3 separate regions of the Homo sapiens genome follow, and regions 1 and 3 are each linked to region 2. Evidence: chromatin loops called from intact Hi-C (ENCODE). Cell type or tissue: ascending aorta. All regions are shown on one strand.

Evidence for each region. A loop is a pair of places that touch in the nucleus more often than their neighbours do. Peaks named below come from ENCODE experiments on the same cell type or tissue, not always from the same donor. Only the 100,000 strongest peaks of a DNase experiment are listed, where the experiment ranks them.
Region 1: it touches region 2 in a loop (3-fold over the local background); 7 of 110 quality-filtered maps call a loop at or near these places.
Region 3: it touches region 2 in a loop (4-fold over the local background); 2 of 110 quality-filtered maps call a loop at or near these places.

The regions. Positions count from the first base shown.
Region 1 is chr5:179,813,614-179,821,613 of GRCh38, forward strand. SQSTM1 (sequestosome 1) reads left to right here and starts at 7,292. Exons shown (of 8, transcript NM_003900.5): 1 at 7,292-7,528. The coding sequence starts at 7,324. RefSeq lists silencers at 3,069-3,518, 3,629-3,698, 5,617-5,796, 7,097-7,346, 7,457-7,716 and 1 more and enhancers at 4,662-5,371, 5,074-6,273, 5,327-5,626, 6,027-6,186, 6,794-7,503. In ascending aorta, a CTCF peak has its summit at 3,805 (motif pointing left); DNase peaks (open chromatin) are centred at 4,110, 5,488, 5,938, 7,178 and 2 weaker places; H3K4me3 peaks cover 4,647 bases; H3K27ac peaks cover 4,586 bases.
Region 2 is chr5:179,555,899-179,563,898 of GRCh38, forward strand. It overlaps RUFY1 (RUN and FYVE domain containing 1), which reads left to right. Exons shown (of 18, transcript NM_025158.5): 2 at 4,127-4,300; 3 at 6,649-6,766. All of the region lies in intron 4 of LOC128966623 (a long non-coding RNA gene), which reads left to right. Among named protein-coding and RNA genes, the nearest start is that of RUFY1, 9.3 kb to the left of the region's middle. RefSeq lists an enhancer at 3,535-3,654. In ascending aorta, no CTCF peak of the experiment used is centred here; DNase peaks (open chromatin) are centred at 3,195 and 3,753; H3K4me3 peaks cover 1,814 bases; H3K27ac peaks cover 1,155 bases.
Region 3 is chr5:180,490,836-180,498,835 of GRCh38, forward strand. It overlaps CNOT6 (CCR4-NOT transcription complex subunit 6), which reads left to right and starts at 3,544. Exons shown (of 12, transcript NM_001370472.1): 1 at 3,544-3,928. RefSeq lists silencers at 3,284-3,483, 3,614-3,753, 3,924-4,023, 4,054-4,313. In ascending aorta, no CTCF peak of the experiment used is centred here; DNase peaks (open chromatin) are centred at 3,496 and 4,256; H3K4me3 peaks cover 2,992 bases; H3K27ac peaks cover 1,442 bases.

The sequences.
Region 1 (8,000 bases), 260 kb after region 2:
ATAAAAGCCAGGCATGTTGGCATGTACCTGTAGTCCTAGCTGCTCAGGGGGTGAGGCGGGAGGATCACTTGACTCCTGGGTTACAGTGAGCTCTAATTGCCACTGCACTTCAGCCTGGGCCACAGAGTGAGACCTTTTCTCAAAATAAAATAAAATATAACCTTTTGGGCAGGCATGGAAAGGGGCTGGAGAGAATAAGAGGAAACAGAGATAAGCCCCCTCCCTGGGAGCACAAGGGACTCATCCCCAGACATGGCACCACAGGCAAACAGACACTGTCACAAAACTAGCATATTATCTTTCCTAGAAGTCCTTTGTTTTCCCCAAGTGCCCTTTCCCCCAACCTTTTGTTGGTTTACGAGCTCTCAATTCTAACCTCCTAGTACACGAATAAAAATGTCTATCGGGGTGGTGGCGTGAGCCTGTAGTCCCAGGTACTTGAGAGGCAGAGGTGGGAGGATCCTCTGACCATAAGAGTTCCTGACCAGCCTGTGCAATACTGACTCCATCTCAAACAAAAAACAGAAAGCTATACAACTCCGTTTCTCTTGCTAATTTGTCTTTTGTCAGTTTAATTTGCAGGCCCCAGATGCTGAATCTAAGAGGGCAGAGGAAAAGCTTTTCCTCCCTGACATAACCATCCAGGAGAAAGTCTGGAATGGAGGGTCAGAGGGGTAGGGAATGGAGTTAGGAGAAGTAGATAGATTCAGGACAGTCTTTGGAGAATGTACATCACTGAGGTCAAGATGTCCTAGGGAATGGCCCTTCTGGGTTCACAATTCTGCTTCCGTCGGTTAACAGCAACTTAGTCCCTTCTATGCCTGTGGGGATAATCAGTCAGGATAGGCTGGATTATGCTGCTCTAACAACCCCAAATTTCTCTGATCTAATAAAAGTATACTCAAAGCTGTATACCCTTCAAGGGTCCCCTGGGGTCTCTGCTCATTGTAGTTCCTGCCCTGGCTACAGGCATAACCATGTGGAAATCAAAGGCTTTCTTGGCAAAGAGAAAGAGAGCTCTAGAAGCTTTAGCACTGGCAAATAAATAAATGCTTGGCGTATAGGTGATATATGGCTCTTCTGGCTCAGGTCCTTGGCCAGAATTAATCACATGGTCTCACCTCAAGGGAACAGGTGAGTTAAATGCAGAAAAATATTCAAGCTGGGTGAGGTGGCTCACGCCTCTAATCCCAGCACTTTAGGAGGCCGAGGCGGGAGGATCGCTTGAGCCCAAGAAGATCATGGTTGCCGTGATCCATGATCATACCACGGCACTCCAGACTGGGGACCAAAGTGAGACCTTGTCTCTAAAAATTAAAATATTTAGAATGTTTCCTAGCATAAAAGATGTGCTACGTGTGTATTATTACTGTTGCTATTGCCAGAAAGTACAATCAACAGGAACTGCTGGTGGCTTGAGGGGGAGCATATGGTCATAGCTGACTCCCAGGTTTCTGGCTTGTATTGTGACTGTTTCTGGCCTGTATTGTGACCATCACTGCCATCAGGAACCCTAGAGCAGGTCGGGTGTGGTGGCTCACGCCTGTAATCCCAGTACTTTGGGAGGCTGAGGTGGGTGGATCACTTGAGGCCAAGAGTTCAAGACCAGCCTGGCCAACATGGTGAAACCCCGTCTCTACTAAAAATACAAAAATTAGCCAGATATGGTGGTGGGCGCCTGTAATCCCAGCTACTTGGGAGGCTGAGGCACAAGAATTGCTTGAATCCGAGAGGTGGAGGTTGCAGTGAGCAGAGATCAAGCCACTGTACCCCAGCCTGGGCAACAGAGCAAGACTCTGTCTCGAAAAAAAAAAAGAAAAGAAAACCTGGAGCAGGCATGGGGTATACGTCATGGGTCACTACTCTTGGATACAATTGACGAAAACCACAATCAACTGGCTTAAGCCGTTTTATAACCCAGCATTAGGCCAGCCTGGATCCAGGGGTCAGATACTGAGATCAAGCTTTGATCTGCTCAGGATTCCCCCCTCCCCAAGGCTCCTGCTTCCAGATGACCCCAGTGTGCATTTCGTCCGCCAGCGTGGGTCACATGTCCATCCCTGACCAGGGTGCTACAGTGCTCTGGTTGGCCAAGCTTTGGCCATGGGGTTTACCTCACCCTACTTTTACGCAAGAGTATGTGGTGGCCTAACACAGGTGGGGGACCCTGCTTCAATACCAGCCTTTATCCACAGATGACCCCACGCCTTCTGCTCCAGAGCATCAGGGTTATAACACATGGGACACACGGGGCACACATACACTCCCACGCAACATCCACACACCCCACAAAACTACCTGAGCCCACATAGTCAGGGCAGGGACAGGCACAGAACAAAGTGGGTGCACAGGGACTCGCAGGGAGGTCGAAGAGCTGAGTCTCGTCGGGAGGCTGAGGGGGAAGAGCGGGCACTGGGCTGCGAGTGTGCAGAGCTGGAGGTGGGGGACTGCGGTAAGTACCCGTCCTGGGGTGCGGGCCCTGCTGGGAAGCATTGGGAGCAAGAAGGGTTAGATCCTCAAAGGAGGATAATTCTTCCAGAAGGTTTTCTTTGTTTTGTTTTGTTTTGTTGAGGCACCAAGATTGGAGTGCAGTGGCGCCATGTCAGCTCACTGCAACCTCCGCCTCCGAGGCTCAAGCAATTCTCTTGCCTCAGCCTCCCGACTAGCTGGGACTACAGGCACCTGCCGCCACGCCCAACTAATTTTTTTAATTTTTAGTACAGATGGGGTTTCACTCTGTTGGCCAGGCTGGTCTCGAACTCCTGACCTCGTGATCCGCCCACCTCGGCCTCCCAGTGCTGGGACTACAGGTGTGAGCCACCGCGCCTGGCCTCTTCCAGAAGGTTTTCGATGGCAGCAGGTGGAGGGGAGCGAGAGGGCCATCGCTCCTGCTGCAAGGGCAGCCCCTCCACGGGATCCCACACTCCTGACCCGTTCAGTATAGACGGGGTACTCCCGGTGCGGCCTGTCACCGCTCTGTCTGGCGCTGGCGCTCCTAGAGAAGGCCATGCCGACCTCTCCCCCACCTCGCTCCAGATTCCCCTTCTTGAGCTGCTTTTCCCACAGTCCCCCCAGGCGCCACTGAGAGCCTCCCGTCTTCGATGGGCTTGGGGCGCCTGGACCCTTCCGGGGTCACTTTGCCGTCTTCCTCCAGCCCCCCTCCCTACTCCTTGTCGCCGCCCCCCCGTCTTTTCAGGACCTTGCGCACTCAGGCTGGCCCTATGCTTTGGGGTACCCCAGCAGTGCCCCCGGGTCTCCGGCCACCCGGTGACGGAGGGAGGGAGAGGCTGGCGAGGGGGCGGCGCCTTAGGTCCCAGCGCGACCCGCCTCTCAGCCCCTCCCGCCGGCTACAGCCGCGCGGGACGGGGCAGGGACCTCGAGAACACCGGGGACTTGCGGGCCGGTGGCCCCGGGCAGGCCACTTCTGACGCGGGTGCGAGGCCTTCCGCGGGCGTGCACGGTTGGGCCGGAGCCGCGCCGGGGGCCGGGACACGCCTGGGGTCAGCGCTGGCGTCGCCGCTCGGGTGGGGTGGGCCGGGTTCGGGTCCAGTCTCCTCCCCACGGGCGGCCCGCGCCCCGTCTTCCAGTGACCCCCACATCCCTTGCGCCCCGAGCTGGAACTTCGGCAGGTTCTGCCCCGGGCCGCGCGCGCTTTCTGGGGACCAGGGCTGTGGTTCCTGCTCCGCGTCGTGCCTTTAGACACCGCCGGGCGTTCGTCCTCCATCCCTCCCCCCTTTTCCCCACTCCGCGGTTGACGAGGGCCGCCCCCAAGTGGCCATGTCCCCCGGCATGGACGACCCCTCAGTGCCCCTGAGGGCCCAGGGTCTCGCCCCCGTCCCGAGGCAGGCCATGTTTGAATTTATTTGGAGAAATTCGCCCAGCCCAGGGGACCTCTTTCTGCAGCTCTGGCCTTCCAGTAGGAGAGGGTCCCTGGGGCTCTCAGGCCTGACAACTTGGCATCACTGAATTCTCTAACCATGTCTGTCCATGACTTGAACTCCTTTTCTTTTAGAAAGATCTTTGCAAACCCCTTGTGGGCGTGCCCCTCCCATGGCCCCCGTGCCTCTTGCCTGGGCTTTGGGCTTGTCTGAAAGGGCTAAAAGGGGGTGATGCCTGGCCGGGCGGGTGGCTCACGCCTGCAGTCCCAGCACTTTGGGAGGCCGAGGTGGGCGGATCACCTGAAGTCAGGAGTTCAAGACCATCCTGGCCAACATAGTGAAACCCATCTCTACTAAAAATACAAAAATTAGCAAGGCTTGGTGGCAGGCACCTGTAGTCCCAGCTACTTGGGAGGCTGAGGCAGGAGCAGGAGAATTGCTTGAACCTGGGAGGCAGAGGTTGCAGTGAGCTGAGATCGTGCCACTGCACTTCAGCCTGGGTGACAGAGAGAGACTGTCTCAAAAAAAAAAAAAAAAAAAAAAAAAAAAGTGATGTCCAGTGCCTGGGGATTTTTCCTAGGGAGTGGTCAAGGAAGGCCCCGCTGAGGAGGAGACATTTAGGGTGGGAAGTTGCCATGTAGGGCAGGAGTGGAAAGGGTTTTGGACCAGAGGGAGAGCCAGGGAAAAGTCACCAGGTAGAATGAGCTGGCATGATTAGGAAGATGGCAAGGGAGGGCTGTGGCCCTCCCATGTGAGTGGAAGGGAGTGGCTGCAGCGCAGAAGGCCTGGAGGCCCCCGCACAGACCAGGACCTCTGTAGAGGAACTCATCCCCTGTGTCCCCTGTGATTGTCAATCTCCCTAAAGATGGCCCAGAGCAGTGCGGCCTGAATCCCTCAGTGGCCTTGTCTCTGGCTGCCCCAGCACCCACGCGGACACTTGACTCCACGCCCCAAAGAAAAGAAGCGAACCTGGGAACACCACTGCCAAGGCATAGGATTATTTGGGAGGGGGGAAGGGGGAACTGAGGAGGTGGTTACAACATGCTGGGCAGCAACAGACAGAACCAGACCACCCCTGTGGCTGCCCCGGCTGGTCTCCTGGGACCACTGGGCGCTTGGCTCAGGCCTCTCCTGCCCTCCCCACTCTTCCACCTCAGCCCCCCTGCAGTCTCTGTCCTGCCCTGACCCCCCAGCTTACAGCCCCAAAAGCAGCTAAACAACTCGCACACCCACGGGGCATCGCCTGGGAGGGCAGCCCAAATCCTTCCACTTCAGCCCCATTTGAAAGATGAGGAAATGAGAGGCTGGTCCATAGTGGGTCTCGCGGCTCAGGTGCCGAGCCTTCCCTGGGCATGCACGCCGGGCCCTGGAGGGTGGGAAGGGGCCAGTGGACGCGGGGAGCCTGCGGGGTGGGACTGCATCGGGAAAGGGGAAGGAGTCAGAGGCGAGAAGGGGGAGAGTGTCTGTCTGGCTCCAGCCGCTGCACGCTCTTCCTGCTCAGGGGACTCACGGTGACCCCGGAGCCACTCCCCAGCCCAGCCTCCAGGTAAGAGGTCACTGAGATGGGTGGCAGCAGGGGCCGGGGATCCCCCTATTACGACAGCGGTCATGGGACGCTGACTCACTGCCGGCCAGACCACCTGACCTCCGCGGCGGGAGGAGAGGGCCCTGCCAGGGGGTTCCCGCCGCGCCTTGTTTACCTCCGGGAGGCCTCGGCCTCGCGTGGGGGCAGGGCGGCCGCTGGGGCCGCAAGGCGTGCGGGGAAGGGCCAGAGCCGGGTGTCCACCCCAGCTTCCCAAAGACTCCCTCTTCTGTGCTTCCTTCTCCCCTCCCCGCCCCCCCCCCAGTCTCTTCACATGCCCCTAGCCCCCGCGGAAACTTCCCGCGATCCCAAACGGGCCAAATGGCGAGAAAGCAAAGGAGCTCCTTCTTGGGGGTGAGTGGGGCGCCTTGAGCGCTTCCTCAAAGCTATGTTCCCAGAGCCACAGGCCTTCCTTGTGTCCCTCACCCTGCTCAGACCGGGCCATAGCCGGGGGCTGGGGCAGGAAAGCCGGCCCTCGGCGGGGGCCACGTGGCTCTCAGGCGCCTGGGCTGCTGAGTCACGCTTGGCCAGCACCTGTCTGTAGGCCACAGCCTCTGCCAGCACGCCCCTCTGTGTCCCCTGCCCCTGTCTGCAAGGCAGTGGCTCCAGCAGGCCCTGGGGCATTTTCCACTCTCCACCGCCGGATGCAGGGAGAGGCCTGAACCCTCTCCACAGGGCTGCTCTGGGCAGGGTGGAAGCCTTGCCCACTTCGGAGCCCTCCGGGAAGGATCATTCACACCTGTGGACCAGCCCCTGCTGTGCGCACACCCACACATCACCTTCGCACCTGACTGGCCCCATCCAGCCACTCTTGCCTCCCTCTGGGTTTCCTCCCCTGGGAGGTTTCTCCAGCTCCTGCAAGCCCTGGGCTGAAATGGCATGAGTTGGACCCAGCAGGTTCTGACCTCCTACTCACAGGACCTTGCCTGGGAGGCTCCAGAGGGTGACCACTCGTCCTGCCCCTCTCCTTGCCCCAGTTCTGGCGGACAGGTTACTCTGGTGGCATAAAGCAGTGTTTCTTCCTTCCTAGCTGAGGAGGCTGTTGGCTGACCCCCTTGGCTGCCCACAAGGCCAACGGGCCTGAGCCCCCACAGGGCCATGGGCATTACCTGCTGAATTGAGGAGCCCATAAGGAGTCACTTGGACCACAGTGAACACTTGGCGACCACTGACACTCAGGAGACCTTAGCTGGTCCTCCAGCACCTCTCAACTCCACTCCTACTAAACTGGGAACTTCTCTGGTGCTCAGGCCAGAGTCGGGGTCCGTCACCGAGTATGCTATGCGCTGCCCATCACCGAGGATGCCATGCGCTGTAAGAGGGCTGCCACCGCGGCAGGCTGACCATGGCAGGGTCGGAACAGCAACCTGAGAGCCAGCTTGTTCTGGCCAGCAGTGCCCACTGGGCGACCTAGCAGCCTCCTGATATGGGGGCTGTGTCCCCCTCTCCCTGCACTGGGTACCCCCAACTGAGGATATTGCTGAGTCATGGCCAGGCCCAAGCCTGGGAGGGGCGAGGGGCTGGACCCCCGCCAGTACCCTGATCCCAGGTGCAGAGGCTGGAGCCCAGGCCTGTATGAGTGCCAGGGCCGGTTTCCTGGGGTCCTTGGTGCACCGGGGCAATGAAGAGAGGGGTCAGCAATGAGGGGGCCGGGAGACCTGGAGCGAGGGGTAGCGGGGAAGGGGAGAGTAGTGAAGGGGCCTCTGCAGGGCGGCTCTCGCGCCGCGACGACGGTGGCGGGGGCGGGGAGGGCGCGAGAGACTCCGCCCCTCTCGAGGCGGGGCGGGGCCTCCGCGTTCGCTACAAAAGCCGCGCGGCGGCTGCGACCGGGACGGCCCGTTTTCCGCCAGCTCGCCGCTCGCTATGGCGTCGCTCACCGTGAAGGCCTACCTTCTGGGCAAGGAGGACGCGGCGCGCGAGATTCGCCGCTTCAGCTTCTGCTGCAGCCCCGAGCCTGAGGCGGAAGCCGAGGCTGCGGCGGGTCCGGGACCCTGCGAGCGGCTGCTGAGCCGGGTGGCCGCCCTGTTCCCCGCGCTGCGGCCTGGCGGCTTCCAGGCGCACTACCGCGGTGAGCGGGCCGGGGAGCGGCGGGGGCGGTGACGCAGGCCGGACACGGCCTCCTGCCGCGGGGTGGCTGCCCCCTCCCTTCTCGGCGACGCCTGGCGGGCCGTGAGGGGGTCTGCGCTGGCTGCTCCCTGGATGGCGGTGGCCTGCATGGGTCCCCAGTTCGGCCATGGGAGCCGGCCTGGTGACTGGAGTGGTGACCAAGGCCGGGACCCGCTGCTCAGCGTCGGCCCCCTGGGGCGGTGGAGCCCTGCCGGCCGGGGGCTCGAGCCTGGGGGCGTCAGACGCCCCGCTCCACCCCCCGCGCTGTTGGGGATTTTGGCAAGGACGCGCCGGGGCGAACGCTCTGGCTCTCCGCGGGCACTGGGTGGTCAGGCGGGCACTCGGGTTACACTGACACCTTGCTGCGCCAGGTGGTGGGTTCAGATAATGCCCTGGAGGAGCCGGGCGAGCGCCGGCGAGGGGAGGGAGTGACG
Region 2 (8,000 bases):
CAAACTCCTGACCTCAAGTGACCTGCTCACCTCAAGTGATCTGCCCACCTCGGCCTCCCAAAGTGCTGGGATTACAGGCATGAGACACTGCTCCCAGCCGAAAACTTAACTTTTAAAGTTAACGTATAAGATTATTCATCATATTTTAAAGTTGCTCAGAATTCATTTTCTGGCATAGTGTAAATATTGACTTTTTAAAATAAAACTGTTACATTGTTTTTTGAAATGTATCAAGTGGTATGTAAATACCTTAATGAATTGATAATTACCACCATCCATCTTTAAAATAGCAAGTTATTTAATATTTGAAAATTTTACATTTTCCCTTTTATTCATTGAACTTGGATTTCCATTCCACTTCTGCCATAGAATTAATGTAATAGATTTGTATGTTTTTAAAAGTGTTATTGGTCATCTTATAAGTCTCAGCAAAAAGTATGTAAATAAGTTAAAGTTTAATAAATTTTTATTGTGACTGAAGCTCTAAGTGTATAAAAATTTTTCTTCTGGAGTGAATTATCATTAAGTTTATTAGTAATGCTACATTGGTAACAGGAACATAAATATAATTTTTATAAAGAATTATACATAAATTTTTCTTGAATTGCGTTTTTTTTTTTTGAGAAGGGTCTCACTCTGTTGCCCAGCCTGGAATGCAGTGGCGCAATCTCGGCTCACTGCAACCTCCGCCTCCCGAGTTCAAGTGATCCTCCCACCTCAGCCTCCCCAGTAGCTGGGACTACAGGTGCACGCCAGCACGCCCAGCTAAGTTTTGTATTTTTAGTAGAGACGGGTTTTACCATGTTGGCCAGGCTGATCTCGAACTCCTGACCTCAGGTGATCTGCCTGCCTCAGCCTCCCAAAGTGCTGGGATTACAGGCGTGAGCCACCACGCCCAGCCAATGAATTGCATCTCTAAATGAGATGAATGGTGTTGGTTTTTGTCATTAGCATATATCTGTAGATGAATATATATGATTTACTGCTAAAGCGTGATAGAATTCAGCATCAGTTTTAGTCCTGTTTTTTGTTTGTTTGTTTTAGTAATGTTGGTCATCTTTGAACTCTTTCCAAGTTATATGCCCCAAATCACACTGATCTAAAGCCAAAAATTATTTTTTGTTCCCTTATTTTCATTCAAAGCAAATAATTGAAAATTACCTGACCTGCAACCTAATCATATTAAGAAAATTTCTCAACTGTTGGGAGTTACCAAAACAAAAGTTTTACCAAGACTTATCAAGTGTGAGCCAGGCACGGTGGCTCATGCCTGTAATCCCAGCACTTTGAGAGGCTGAGGCAGGTGGATGGCCTGAGGTCAGGAGTTCGAGACCAGCCTGGCCAACATAGTAAAACCCCGTCTCTACTAAAAATACAAAAAATTACCTGGGCATGGTGGCGGGCACCTGTAATCCCAGCTACTGGGGAGGCTGAGGCAGGAGAATCTCTTGAACCCAGGAGGCGGAGGTTGCAGTGAGCCAAGATCGTGCCATTGCACTCCAGCCTGGACAACAAGAGCAAAACTCCATCTCAAAAGAAAAAAAGACTTATCAAGGGATAATTTCACTTCTTATTCTTTCACTTAGGCACTTTGTTTAACCCAGAATACTCAGAATGGTTGGAGACATCTGAGTATTGCTTATTTCATTCACCTTTGCCAATACAGTACTTTTTGACAAAAATACTTTTAGTTTATCATGTATTTCAAATCCATTTTCATCAAATACTTAGCTGCAGTTTGGGCTCATTTAATTTACGGAAAATGGCCATCAAGCTAATGGCACATCTTAGGGTTGTGAATATTGACTGGTTGAACATAATTACATAGATTTGTAGGGAGAAAAATTTAATTTTCTAAATTTAGGACACCCAAGCAGAGGGTTAGAGACCACCCCTCTGCCCCAAGACCAAGCTTAACTGAATACCATAAAGCAGTAAAAGGCTGGTCTTCATGTTTTTGATTACTTAATCATCAAGGGCGACACCACCTCCATTTGGTGTATGGAACCTAGGGCACCCCAGGTCACCGTATCAAGAGGAAGACAGGTTATGGAGTGAGTTGCCCTTCTTTAGAGGGAGGAGAAAGAGTGCCTGTGAAACTTGAAAATCTGGAAATTGAGTTCCTTAAAACATCTGGGCATACCTAGCTTTGGCAAGACTGCTGTATATGTATTCCAATTTCAAGACCACTAGATGATAGAACTGGGCTTGGTGTCTTCTTTAAAGATAAATCTTTACAAATTGCTTTTATGGTTATTGCTGTCTTCAGAGTTTCTCCCTTCTCTTGATGAAGTTTTACAAGTTTTATTTCCTTTGCCAATCATCCATTACAGTTTTAAAATTTATAAATATAATACATAGGCTTCTCTCGAAATATAAAAATAATTATACTGGCCAGACATGGTGGCTCACGCCTGTAATCCTAGCACTTTGGGATGCCAAGGCGGGCGGATCACCTGAGGTTGGAAGTTCGAGACCAGCCTGACCAAAATGGAGAAACCCCGTCTCTACTAAAAATACAAAATTAGCCAGGCGTGGTGGCGCATGCCTGTAATCCCAGCTACTCGGGAGTCTGAAACAAGAGAATTGCTTGAGCTCAGGAGGCGAAGGTTGCAGTGAGCCGAGATGGCGCCATTGCACTCCAGCTTGGGCAACAAGAGTGAAACAACATCTCAAAAAAAAAAAAAAATTATACCACCCCCAACGAAATGCTTTACTTAAGCCACTTTTAACCCTCTCCACAACCAAGGTGAAATGCTTAGGCTGTTTCTTCTTGCCCAGCAGCTCTCCCCCTACCTTCTTGGGTTTTGCTGAGATAATTTTGAATTTTTAGTCCCAGGATGTCTCAGTATTTATTTAAGACCTTTACTACAAGTTCACGGCCATAATATTATCGTTCAGATTTAACTGTAATTAACTATATAAAAATATAGTACGTATAAATATGCTCTTTAATTGTCCATATTAATCAATGCTGGTGAAATAAAACAGGTAAAGGATTAGTATCCAAAATATACAGGTCAGTAAGACAAAGGCAAGCAATTCAACACGAAAGTCAATTGAGCAAGCAATTCACAGAAGAAATACTAGCAGAGAATAAACAGAAGTTATTTAACCTCAGTAGTAATTGGACAGCTGCAAACCAAAAACAATACGATCCCCCGCCCCCATTCCAATTGGCAAATATTTCCAAGACAATGTAAACGCGCGCGCGCGCCCGGGTGAGGGCCGCGCTTCGCACCTGGGACTTTCCTGCCAGGACTCTTACTTTGGGATCTAAACTTTTAGTTTCTAGGATACCAGCTTACTGGGTTTCAGAGAGCATTTGGCCAGCACGTATAGATATCTGATGATAATTGCACACAGTCTTTATTACACCCTCAAGGCAATGCGACAAGATAATGGGAGTTGAAATGGAACTCTCTGAATTCATTTGACTCCAACGGTTTTCCTTACCAAAAAACAAAGTGTGCGTAAAACCTAAAATTGTCCACTAGTAGCGGACGAAAGATCGGCAACAAGAATTTGAGCCTGGAGCTGAGGGGAAGATGCTTCCCTGCAGGCACCCGGCTGGCACTATCCGGCAAGAGAGAAGGCTGGAAAAGCCTTCTGGGCGGGGTGCGCATCCTCCTCCGTCCGGGACAGAGGGTGCAAAATGGCGCCCACCAGCTCCGTAGGAGAGGCCTTGAGCTGGACTCGCCCAATAGGAATGTTTGGGGGCGGGACGCTTTCCCAGCACGCCCTCTAAGAGCTTGGGGCAGGGCTTCCTGTAGGTAGCGCCCTTCCATTGGTCAAAAATGGAACCGGGGTTGCGGGAGAAGCCAAACGCGGCGAGTCTTGCTAAAGCCGTCGCCGTAGCAACGCGCGGAGCCGTCTGGGAGAGGCCTCTGGAGCAGGAGGCCCAGTGGCTCTTCTGACCCAAGGCCCCGCCGTCCAGGTAGGGGGCTGTGGCCTCTAGGGATCAGGGACTACTTACCTGCGAATCCCGGTTGCCCGCCCGCCAGCACGTCCGTTCCCTAAGCAGACCGCCTGGCCTCCTGCCTGACCCGTCTTCTCACCGTTGCCCGGAGTCTGACCTCCCCACGCTCAGTCCACTAACGAAGCTATCCCTGCTCCTGCCCCACAGCTTCTAAGTGCCAGATGATGGAGGAGCGTGCCAACCTGATGCACATGATGAAACTCAGCATCAAGGTGTTGCTCCAGTCGGCTCTGAGCCTGGGCCGCAGCCTGGATGCGGACCATGCCCCCTTGCAGCAGTTCTTTGTAGTGATGGAGCACTGCCTCAAACATGGGCTGAAAGGTGAGCCTGAGGGGGCGTTTGGGAGCGTGGAAGTTCGGGCTGGGTGTTTGCTCAGCATTTTTTCATCAGCGCCAGACATCCTTCTAGATGCTGAAATGCCAGCAGTGTACAGAACAGGCAAGGTTCCTGTATTCAGAAGCGACGTCCTAGAGCAGCGCTGGCCAATAGAAATAGCATGCAAGCTATATAGGCAATTTTAAAGTTTCTGGTAGCCAGGTTACTTTAAAAGCGTTAGATGAGGCTGGGCGCGGTGGCTCACGCCTGTAATCCCAGCACTTTGGGAGGCCAAGGCGGGCGGATCACGAGGTCAGGATATCGAGACCATCCTGGCTAACACGGTGAAACCCGGTCTCTACTAAAAAAAAAAAATACAAAAAATTAGCTGGGCGTGGTAGCGGGCGCCTGTAGTCCCAGCTACTCGGGAGGCTGAGGCAGGAGAATGGCGTGATCCCGGGAGGCGGAGGTTGCAGTGAGCTGAGATCGCGCCACTGCACTCCAGCTTGGGCAACAGAGCAAGACTCCGTCTCAAAAAAAAAAAAAAAAAAGAAAAAAGAAAAAAAAGTGTTAGATGAGATGCCTTTCTGTGGGGATAAAACTTTTAAAAATTAAGAAAAAAAAGTTAACCTAATTTGCTAAAATGTTTTAAAATTAGTGTTAATAATATATTTCATGGAACCCGTATATCCAAAATATCATTCAACACATATTCAATATTTAAAAGCCTTATTAGGCCAGGCGCGGTGGCTCACGCCTTGTAATCCCAGCACCTTGGGAGGCCGAGACGGAAGGATCGCTTGAGCTCAGGAGCTGGAGACCACCCTGGCCAACATGGTGAAACCCTGCCTCTGCTAACAACACAAAAATTAGCCGGGCGTGGTGGCGCATGCCTGTAATCCCAGCTACTCGAGTGGCTGAGGCAGGAGAATCTCTTGAACCCAGGAGGCGGAGGTTGCAGTGAGCTGAGATTGCACCATTGCACTCCAACCAAGGCTACAGGGTGAGATTCCATCTCAAAAATAAATAAATAAATAAATTAATTAATTAATTAAAACAGATGCAAAGGTTCTGAGTGGGACCAACCTTCCTCAGCTTGAGAAAGACTCCAGGTAACAGGTGTGCTAAGTGTGCTGAGGGAGAGGAGGGGAGGACATGAGGTCAGGGGAGTAGGGAGAGGCTGGACCATATATGTCCTTAAAGGTCAGATGAGGAGTTGCATTTTATTCTTAGTGTCTTTGGAAGATCCTAAAGGGAGAAATGTGTCCTAACTTCAGTTCTTAAAAGAATTTCTAGCTATGTAGAGAACAGATTGTAATGGTGGGGAGGTGACAGTATTAGGAGCAGGAAGACCAATTACAGCAGTACAGATGATGAGGATCTGAAAAAAACAAAAAAAAATAAATCCTTGATTTTGCCATCAAGGAAAAAAAGGGGGAAGAATTTCATAGTAGATGAGCCTATAAGGCAACTGTTTTTTTCTTTCTTTTTTTTTTTTTTTTTTTTTTTTTGAAGAGTCTCGCTCTGTCCCCCAGGCTGGAGTGCAGTGGTGCAATCTCGGCTCACTGCAAGCTCCTCCTCCCAGGTTCACGCCATTCTCCTGCCTCAGCCTCCCGAGTAGCTGGGACTACAGACGCCCACCACCACTCTCGGCTAATTTTTTTTTTATTTTTAGTAGAGACGGAGTTTCACCGTGTTAGCCAGGATGGTCTCGATCTCCTGACCTCGTGATCCACCCGTCTCGGCCTCCCAAAGTGCTGGGATTACAGGTGTGAGCCACTGTGCCCGGCTGAGGCGCCTGTTTTATTCTATGGGCAATACATACTTCCAGAAAGAGCACAGTAAGCATATCAGAGAAACTCTGTTGCCAGAGAAAGAGAGACTAATTTATTACATGGCCTCTCCCAGTCCCCAAGAGTAAATCAAGAAGGATTAAGCAGGCCGGGCGCTGTGGCTCACGCCTGTTATCCCAGCACTTTGGGAGGCCGAGGCGGGCAGATCACAAGGTCAGGAGTTCAAGACCAGCCTGGCCAACATGGTGAAACCCCGTCTCTACTAAAAATACAAAATTAGCCCGGCGTTGTGGGCACCTGTAACCCCAGCTACTCAGGAGGCTGAGGCAGAGAATTGCTTGAACCCGGGAGGCAGAGGTTGTAGTGAGCTGAGATTGCACACTGCACTCTAGCCTGGGCAGTAGAGTAAGACTCCATCTCAAAAAAGATTTTTAAAAAAGGATTAAGCAGTGAAGTTTAGCAGCTTTCACTTCCACTTGGCTTTTGTGGGGAGAGGCTGTGGGTCCCTGAAGAAATTTTGCAACCTGTTCTTATGAATAACACTTTTGTTTTTCCTTTTAGTTAAGAAGAGTTTTATTGGCCAAAATAAATCATTCTTTGGTCCTTTGGAGCTGGTGGAGAAACTTTGTCCAGAAGCATCAGATATAGCGACTAGTGTCAGAAATCTTCCAGAATTAAAGTGAGTGAGAAGTAGTTCTGCCAATTTGATGATTTTAAAAACTCCCTCATATTTACTCATTTCTCAATTCCTTGCTGATGAAGCCCTTTCTAATTGGAAAGAGCTCTGCTGCTCATTATCCACATGATCTCTAGCAAGACTTGACTCTCTCTGAGCCTCAGTTTCCTTTTCTTTAAAATGGGGACAGTGATTCCTGCTTGCCACACAGGCCAAATAGGTTGAAAAGGTGTTGTCAACCAAAGGGCACTCACAGGAGGAAAAGGAACTACTGGTACACTCCTGGAATCACTGCTTCAGACACAGGTGGGCAGTTTTCTGAATAATACATTTTGGGCCAGATTGTAGATTCCAGGCCCAAGGACATTTGTAATTTGTTAGGGTGGGACTAACGAATTATTTGCCATGTCTGGATTTGTCCTTGGGATCGCTATGCTTAGGCTCAAAATCAAAAACAGTCCAGAACACAAATAAGTCATCTTCATGGAATTTGGCATCTAGAAAGGGTCTTAGGGATCCTTGAGCCAATGCAAAAGAACCCTCTGCAGAGTTTCCCAGACGGGACTGGACTGTTGAGCGTTTATTTGACCCTTCTCCTAGGGAGCCTGCCTATTCCATTTTCAGATAATAATAATAATAGCCACTGCCCTCAGGACCTGCTCAATGACAGGCATTGTGCTGAGAACATTCCTTCTCATTTATCTCATTTAATCCTCCACAGCCATCCTCTAGGATAGCTGTTAGTGTCCTCATCTACAAGTGTGGGAACTGAGACTTAGAGTGGTTGAGTAACTTGCCCGAGGTGCCTTGGCAGGTGAGTGATGGAGCAGGAAGAGGACACAGGTCTGTTATGCCTTGAAGCCCTCCAAATCCCATGAAACTCCATTGCTGCCAAGCCCTGTGCATTCTTCTCAAGATTAGATTTAAGCCCTCTATGCAAATTCTGCCTGCCCGGCCTACATCGCTTATATTTAAAGCCTTTTGCACCTGCCAAGCTTTCAAATGTTTATTTCATGACCTTTTTTTTTTTGAGAAGGAGTCTCACTCTTGCCCAGGCTGGAGTGCAGTGGCACAATCTCAGCTCTCTGCAACCTCCGCTTCCTAGGTTCAAGCGATTCTCATGCCTCAGCCTCCTGAGTAGCTGGGATTACAGGCACGTGCCACCACACCCAGTTAATTTTTGTATTTTTTGTAGAGACAGGGTGTTGCCATGTTGGCCAGGCTAGTCTCAAACTCC
Region 3 (8,000 bases), 930 kb after region 2:
TATACCTGGAATAGGTTCTGGTATAGGTCACGAGCTAAAGGAAAAAACTACTGAAACAAGTTGTCAGGCCCTTGCTCTGAGACTCCACATCTTCACCAGTGTCTCATCTCTCCATGTGGTGGGGAAGATGGCACTGGCTGCCACCAATTCATGCTGTCCTCGCTTAGCACGTATCAATCCCAGACTGGTCCTGCTTTGGTACTGCCTGACTGCAGTAGAAACAAGGCCCAGGCCAGGCCAGTGAGAGCCTGCCCTGGGTCTTTGGCTGGAATCATTAGGAAAGAAGCACCTTCTCTAAGCGGAGAAGCTGGTAGAATCTAAGCCTGCAGGTGTTGGTGGCATCTTTCCCGCTTGTGAGGCCTGCAGAGAGAACAGGATGGAGGGTGGGAGGTGAGATCGATTCTTGATGCCACCTTACAATGCCTGAATGGTTCAGCATTCCCTCTTTCAATTCAATTCCCTCCTTCTTGCAAAGAAATATTGAGTTGTGAGTTTTATAACTTGCAATGGGAGGTCTGGCCTAACATGAGGGGCACTTTGATCTGGCCTGAAAGGGTGAGTAGGTATTTTGCGGGGTTCTCCTCGGATATGCAGAAAGAAAAGGGCATGCACAGCAGAGCCACTATCGTACCCTCCTGGTGGCAGCAAGTCTCCCCAGAGGGCTCCAATTAGTCCACCCCGCCCTGCATGCACGCGCAGCTCCTCCACAGCTTATGTCCTCTCCTCTTGAATCTGGCTTGGGCTTGTGCCTGCTTTAATTCATAGAATATTGAGGAAGTGGCCTTCTTCAGAAGGCCTGGCAGCTTCGCTTTCCTCTTGGAGCCCCTGGTTGTCATGTAGGAAGTGCAGGATCACCTCCTGCTGGGGAAAGGGGCCACACACAAAGGCTGAAGGATGAGACACTGCGGGGGAGGCCTCGTTAGGGGGCAGCGAGGTGCCAGACATTCAACACCCAGCTGCCACCTTTGGTATAGGCATGAGGCCCCAAGGGTGAACATCAGAATCATGAGATACAGTAAAACTGTTGCTTTATGCTACCAAGATTTTGTGCAACAAGACCTCCCCTCCTCCATACAGTCGTGCCAGTCACAAGGGAATTGCTCCCTCTGTTTTTTGTTTTGTTTTGTTTGAGTTTTTTTTTTTTTTTTTTTGAGACAGTCTTGCTCTGTTGCCCAGGCTGGAGTGCCATGGCGCAACCTTAGCTCACTGCAACCTCTGCCTCCTGGATTCAAGCGATTCTCATGCCTCAGCCTCCTAAGTAGCTGGGATTACAGGTGCCCGCCACTGCACCCAGCTAATTTTTTTTTTTTTTTTTGTATTTTTAGTAGAGACGGGGTTTTGCCATGTTGGCCAGGCTGGTCTCGAACTCCTGGCCTCAAGTCATCTGCCCGCCTCGGCCTCCCAAAGTGCTGGGATTACAGGCGTTGAGTCCCCGCACCGGGCTGAGGTAGCTGCCTCTGGCCAAATTACAAAAAGGCACCCAGGCTGGAGCACAGACGGCCAGGGCACTCACACAGGGAGGAGAGGCCCTGCAGGGTGTCTGTCCCATTGGCCCCTCAGCCTGGGATACTCTGTACAGCACAGGGCCGCACAACTCCCTGCTGTACAGGAGGAGGTTGTGGAGGGATGGCCACAGGCAGCTTACTGGTCTACATGTGTTCTTCCTGACTCCTAAACTTCTGCACTGCTCTGTCTTTGCCCAGTGTCCTATGGCGCTAGAGGCCTGGGCTGTCACTCCTGATGTCATGGCAGTGCCAAGCGATGACCATCCCAAGGCCGTGCTGGGGAGAGGGGGATCATCTTCACCTCTGAACAGCTTTTGTCCCTCATCCTTTCCTTGCCCTTCCAGCCAGGTCTCCTCCACCCCAGGCAACAGCAACCCATTTCCCACATCCCCAGCTCTCAACAGCCTTCACTGAAGCAGAAGCCTCGGTTTGTTGCTACTGTTAGTTCCTGGAACCTGTCTCACTCTCATTTCTTCAGGGTTGATTTTCCAGGAAGCAGTTAGCAGCCTATCCTAGTTTGCCACATAGGTGGGCAGGCAGCTTTCCTTTTCCTTCACGCCTTCAACATATAGCTCAAATTTTTTTTTTTTTTTTGAGACAGGGTTTCGCTCTTGCTGCCCAGGCCTGAGTGCAATGGTGCGATCTCCGCTTACTACAACCTCCGCCTCCCAGGTTCAAATGATTCTCCTGCCTGCCTCAGCCTCCCGAGTAGCTGGGATTACAGGTGCAAGCCACCAGACCTGGCTAATTTTTTGTACTTTTAGTAGGGACGAAGTTTCGCCATGTTGGTCAGGCTGTTTTCCAACTCCGGACCTCAGGTGATCTGCCCCCCTCGGCCTCCCAAAGTGCTGGGATTACAGGCGTGAGCCACCGCGCCCGACCAATATACCTCCAATATTAAGTCTGTTGGGTGTTATTCTTGCCCCTAGACTGTGAGCTTACTCAGGGCTGGGTGGGGTCTGATTCATCTCTGTGCCCTGACCATCAGTCAACTAATATTTCTTGATGTAAGCATCATGAATCAGCCCAGTCATTTCTCTGCTGACCTTCAAACACCAGAGTTTGCCCTGAACACCTTTTGATCTTGGAGCACAGCAGCTGCTGTCCGTTACCCAGGCTAGGACCCCAGCACCAAAACTGTCCATTAATGTAATGGAATGAATTACCATTAATAGGCTGAAGTGGTATGTTAACTTACTCTTCTTTGTATAATTGAGGAAGGAATAATATTCGACTGTTCACGATTGAATGTCTTGTCTTTAGGCAGATCAAGATACTGGCTCCGGTCAAATACTGTGTTTCGACGTGATTGACAGGCGAAGGCTTAAGGAAAAGGAAGAGGAGAAAAAAAGGGGAGGACGATCAAGGAAAAGAGGAGATAAAAGTGGACAACCCAGCCGGGCGCGGTGGCTCACGCCTGCCATCCCAGCACTTTGGGAGGCGGAGGTGGGCGGATCACGAGGTCAGGAGATGGAGACCATCCTGGCTAACACGGTGAAACCCCGTCTCTACTAAAAATACAAAAAATGAGCCGGGCGCGGTGGCGGGCGCCTGTAGTCCCAGCTACTCGGGAGGCTGAGGCAGGAGAATGGTGTGAACCCGGGAGGCGGAGCTTGCAGTGAGCCAAGATCGCCCCACTGCACTCTGGCCTGGGTGAAAGAGCAAGACACCGTCTCAAAAAACAAAAAAAAAGTGGACAACCTGGGGCGGAAAAAGAAGTAGATGAAAAATGGAGGAGCGCTAAGGAGAGGAGAAAACAGAAGTGCCAAGGCAGGAAAGGAGCGAGGAGAGCGGGAACAGAAGGAGACGAAGGATGGACGGAGAGGAAGGGATGGAGGGCGGCAGGCAGGGAGGCAGGGCCCGCAGCGCGCCGGGCCGGTCCACCGCTCTCCAGCGCGGGGGTAAGGGGGCGGGGCCTGGGCAGCTGCGTGCCGGGAGCGACCCCCGCACCGAAGGGCGGATGGTTGTGCCCGGCGACGGCGCCCAATGAGCGGCCAGGATGTTGGAGCGCCGGCGGCGGTCCGGGCGCTCGCTGGCTGAGGGACGGCGGCCGCCGCCATGATGCTTGTTTGCTTTCAATGAAAACGAGGGGGGCGCGGAGGAGGAGGCGGCGGCGTCGGTGGCGGCGGCGACGGCGGCGCGGAGGCGAAGGCAGCGGCGGGCGCAGCGAGGAGGGCGAGGCCGGGGGCCGAGAGGGCGGGAGGGCGTAGTGGCGGCCCGTCGGGGCGGCTGAGGCGGGCAGCCGAAGCAGTGGCTCTCGGAGGGGGAACAAAGAGCAGCGACTAAGGCGGCAGAGGAGCGGCGGCGGTGGCGGCGCTGCAGCAGCGGGCGGGACTGGTATGGTGGTTCCACAGGGCAGACCCCGCTGCACTCACAGGGAGGAGGAGGCGGCAGCGGCGGAGGAAGGCGGCGCACCCCGAGAGGTGAGCGAGGCAGGCCGGAGGCCCGGTCGGGGCGCCGCTCCTCTCTCCGGCCGCGCACGGACCGCCCCCCGTCGGCCGGGCTCGGTCGCGGGCAACTTTCGTTTCGTGGGCGGCGGTCCCGCTGCTCCGCAAGCTGGCGGCTGTTGGGGGCCCCTTCGACGCGCCGCGATCGCGCCCCGCCCCGGGCCGCGCCCCCGGGCCGAGTCCCTGGGAGGGGGGCGTTGATTGACGGCGGCGGCGGCGGCGCGCAGAGGGGAGAGGGTCGGCGCTGGGCTCCCGGATCCCGGCCGGTCCCGGCTGCCGTCGTCGGAGGAGGCGAGTCCGTGTCCCGGGACTCGTGGCCAAGATGGGTGGCAACTTTTGAGAAGCGCCTCTGTGGGTGGCGCGCTGTGTGGAGTGTGGAGCTTCGCGCTCCGTGGCCACAATTACTGTCAAGCGGGAAACCAACTGCTTACCCCCTCCCCTAAAATGTTTTTAAAATTCAGTTTAACGCAGATTTTGAGGGAGAGGACGGGGTGGATTACAGGTTAAAGAAGCACTTGGCATGCAATGAGGATGCTTATTTTATAGTATTGCGAAGGATTCGGAGATTGTACTGGTTTCTACAAGCAGTTTTCTCTGGTAACCCAAATTGCATCCCTCCTTTTTGTTTTTCAGCACTAATCGCTATTTTCTTTGGAAACTTCCTTTGATTCTTTACCTCCTTCACCTTCCCCGAAGAGCCTGCTAACCAACACCTGTGGCCTTCTGTTTTTAACTGTTGTTGCCATTGACAGCGTTGTGAATGGTCATCTCGCTCGAGCTCTTTGGATTTGTTGTTACTGTGTAAGCTGATGTGTTTTAGATAATCTGCTTCAATTTGAGTTCCCATACTTACCTGTTTTCCAGGTGGATTGTCTCATTGTTAGTGCTGAATCTTCTTGCCTACTTGTATCTGGGAATTTAACTTTGAAGAGGAAGAGAGTGAATATGAATAACTGAAAAATAAAATGGTGTGTAGTAGCACTTTGTATTTTTTACAATATACTAGAATTTACTACTCTAGAACAGATTAGTAGGCTGTAGGAGTGGACGTGGGCCATTGATCAAAAGGGTTTAAAGGCTTTTTTGGGGAATTGCTGTTAAGACATTTATCACAGTCTTTATTTAATTTATTTATTGTTTTTGAGACAGGATCTCACTCTGTCACCCAGGCTGGAGTGCAGTGGCACAGTTCTCGGCTCACTGCAGCCTTCGCCTCCTGGGTTCAAGCGATCCTTTTGCCTCACCCTCCTGACTAGCTGGGACTACCGGCAGACACCACCACGGCTAATTTTTTAATTTTTTGTAGAGCCTTGCTCTGTTGCCCAGGCTGGTCTCCGACTCCAGGGCTCAAGCGATCTTCCTTCCTTGGCCTCCCAAAGTGCTGCAATTACAGGCATGAGCCAACATGCCTGGCCATCACAGTGTTTAGAATGTGATGACTTTTAGAGTAAAATTTAGAATAAAAATTGCTTAATATCTTTAGATCTGTGATCTACTCCAGGTGTTTTGCTTTAAACAAAATACATGAACAGCTGCTAATGAGAAGACAGACCTTTCTAGGTGGAGGTGACTTGCCCATGGTACTGTAATGAGGAGGGAAAGGACCGGGTTTGTGTGCGTGTGAGAGCGCATGAGTGTGCGACCTAATCGCTAGAGGTTTGTTCTTTTGGGAGGAGGGAGGGTATGTTAATGGTTGGAAGTTATTTCAGGTCACTTCTCAGTCGATGAACGAGATGCTGAACGAAATGATCAAAAAAGATGATGCAATTGCCAGGCATGGTGGCTCACCGTGTAATCCCAGCGCTTTGGGAGGTTGAGGAAGGAGGATGGCTTGAGCCCAGGTGTTTGAGACCAGCAAAACCCTGTCTCAGAAAAATATAAAGTAACATATATAAAGTCTGTGATAACTGTCACAACGTAGTGAGACCTTGTCTTGATCACTTTATAAAAACGGTGACGAAAGACAGATTTTCTTGTGAGACTGAAGATTTTCTCTGAAAGTCAATCATTAGGTAATTTCCATAGTGTCTTGATAGTGGTGATGCAGCCCAAGCGGCTCCTCTTGAATGCCTGTTCAATTTGTAGGTATTTTCAGGTTGCTTAAATGTTGTTGGCAAAGTAAAACTACAATTATTGGGAAATTTCAAACTTTTGAGCAGACATAAGGTTGGTTTATAGAACTTGGTCCTAACTACAAATGTGTAAAGGCGTTGTAGGAATTTGCCCACTGTACATGTAGTTTAAAAGTATGCATTTTATGCCAGGCGCGGTGACTCACGCCTGTAATCCCAGCACTTTCGGAGGCCGAGATGGGTGGATCACCTGAGGTCAGGAGTTCGAGGCAAGCCTGGCCAATATGATGAAACCCTGTCTCTACTAAAAATACAAAATTAGCCAGGTGTGGTGGCGCATGCCTGTAATCCCAGCTATTCAGTAGGCTGAGGTGGGAGAATGGCTTGAACCTGGGAGGCAGAGATTGCAGTGAGCCAGGATCACGCCACTGCACTTCACCCTGGGCAACGAGTGAAACTCCGTCTCAAAAAAAAAAAAAAAAAGTATGCATTTTGGTGAATGCTTAGACATTCCAGTACCTATATTTGCCTTCTTATATTCTTTAAATGATAAACCTTTTTCATAGTGCAACAGAAAAGGATAATATATGTAAGACATATTGGAATAAATGGTTAAGGCAGCTCACAGCTGTATTCTTTGGGCCGTTAGGGGTGAGGGATCAGTATGTTCAGCACCTTTAGAACCCATTCCCATATGCAAGGTCCACTGGCTTGGGAAGCTCTGCTTGAAAGCATTTATTACTTTGGAAAAGTCCTAATAGGCTCAGCTAAAAATGTATGTTTTACTGGGAAAACCAAAGACTTGGATATGTAGATATCTTTATACCCATTACTCATACAGTCATTTTATAACAAAAGTGTGATTAATAAAACGCTGTGTATGTGAAATTAAGAATTGCTGAGACTGGGCGCGGTGGCTCATGCCTTTAATCCCAGCACTTTGGGAGGCCGAGGCGGGCGGATCACTTGAGGTTAGGAGTTCGAGACCAGCCTGACCAAGATGGAGAAACCCTGTCTCTACTAAAAATACAAAATTAGCCAGGCGCAGTGGCACATGCCTGTAATCCCAGCTACTCGGGAGACTGAGGCAGGAGAATCGCTTGAACCTGGGAGGCAGAGCCTGCAGTGAGCCGAGAGCACGCCATTGCACTCCAGCCTGGGCAAAAAGAGTGAAACTCCATCTCAAAAAAAAAAAAAAAATGCTGAGTAAACTGTAAACATATACTGTATGCATAGCTGGGGTACATTAGAGTATAATGGAATGTACTGTATTTTGGTACTTGAATAAGTAATTAGCGAGGTGGGGGGTTATTTGATCCAAGATGAGGACTCATTTAGGCTGTCTCCACTTCGCTCTTCTCTGTCCTTCACCTCTCCTTCATCCATTTATATTTTCTTGGTAACTTCAGTTACACGTTAAGGTATGTACTGGCCATAGTGTTTTAACACTGAGAATTCAAAGACAAATAATACTCCGATTTTGCCTTCTCATAGTGTATAGGCTTCATAGGTGCACAGAGTGCTGTGGGAGAACACAATAGAGAATGATTAAACTTGTGGAGGGTGTGGGGGCAGTTTACGGAAAATAACACTGAATAGGAATTTGCCAAACTGGGGAGAGGGAGTCATGTCAAACAGAAGGAAGTGTGGGTGCACTGAGGTGTCAAGTGTTAGGGTAAGGCTAGTGATAAGGTGTTACTGGAACAGTGGGAATGACTCGAGATGAGCCTGCAAAGGTGTGTCTGGTCTAGATTTTGAAGGACCAGCCTTGCTAAGCTAAAAGGGAAGTGTATAGCCTTATCTGACAGCAGAAGAGAGAGCCAAAATATTGTTAGCAGAGGAGCAAGGCGATTTGGAGGTCACTTTGGCATCCCTGTGGAGAATAGAGTGGAGGCCCTACAAGTGTATATTTGAGATAGTATGGAGTTAGTGACTTTGAATCTGTTTTCTTCTTTTTTTCTGAGATGAAGGCTCAC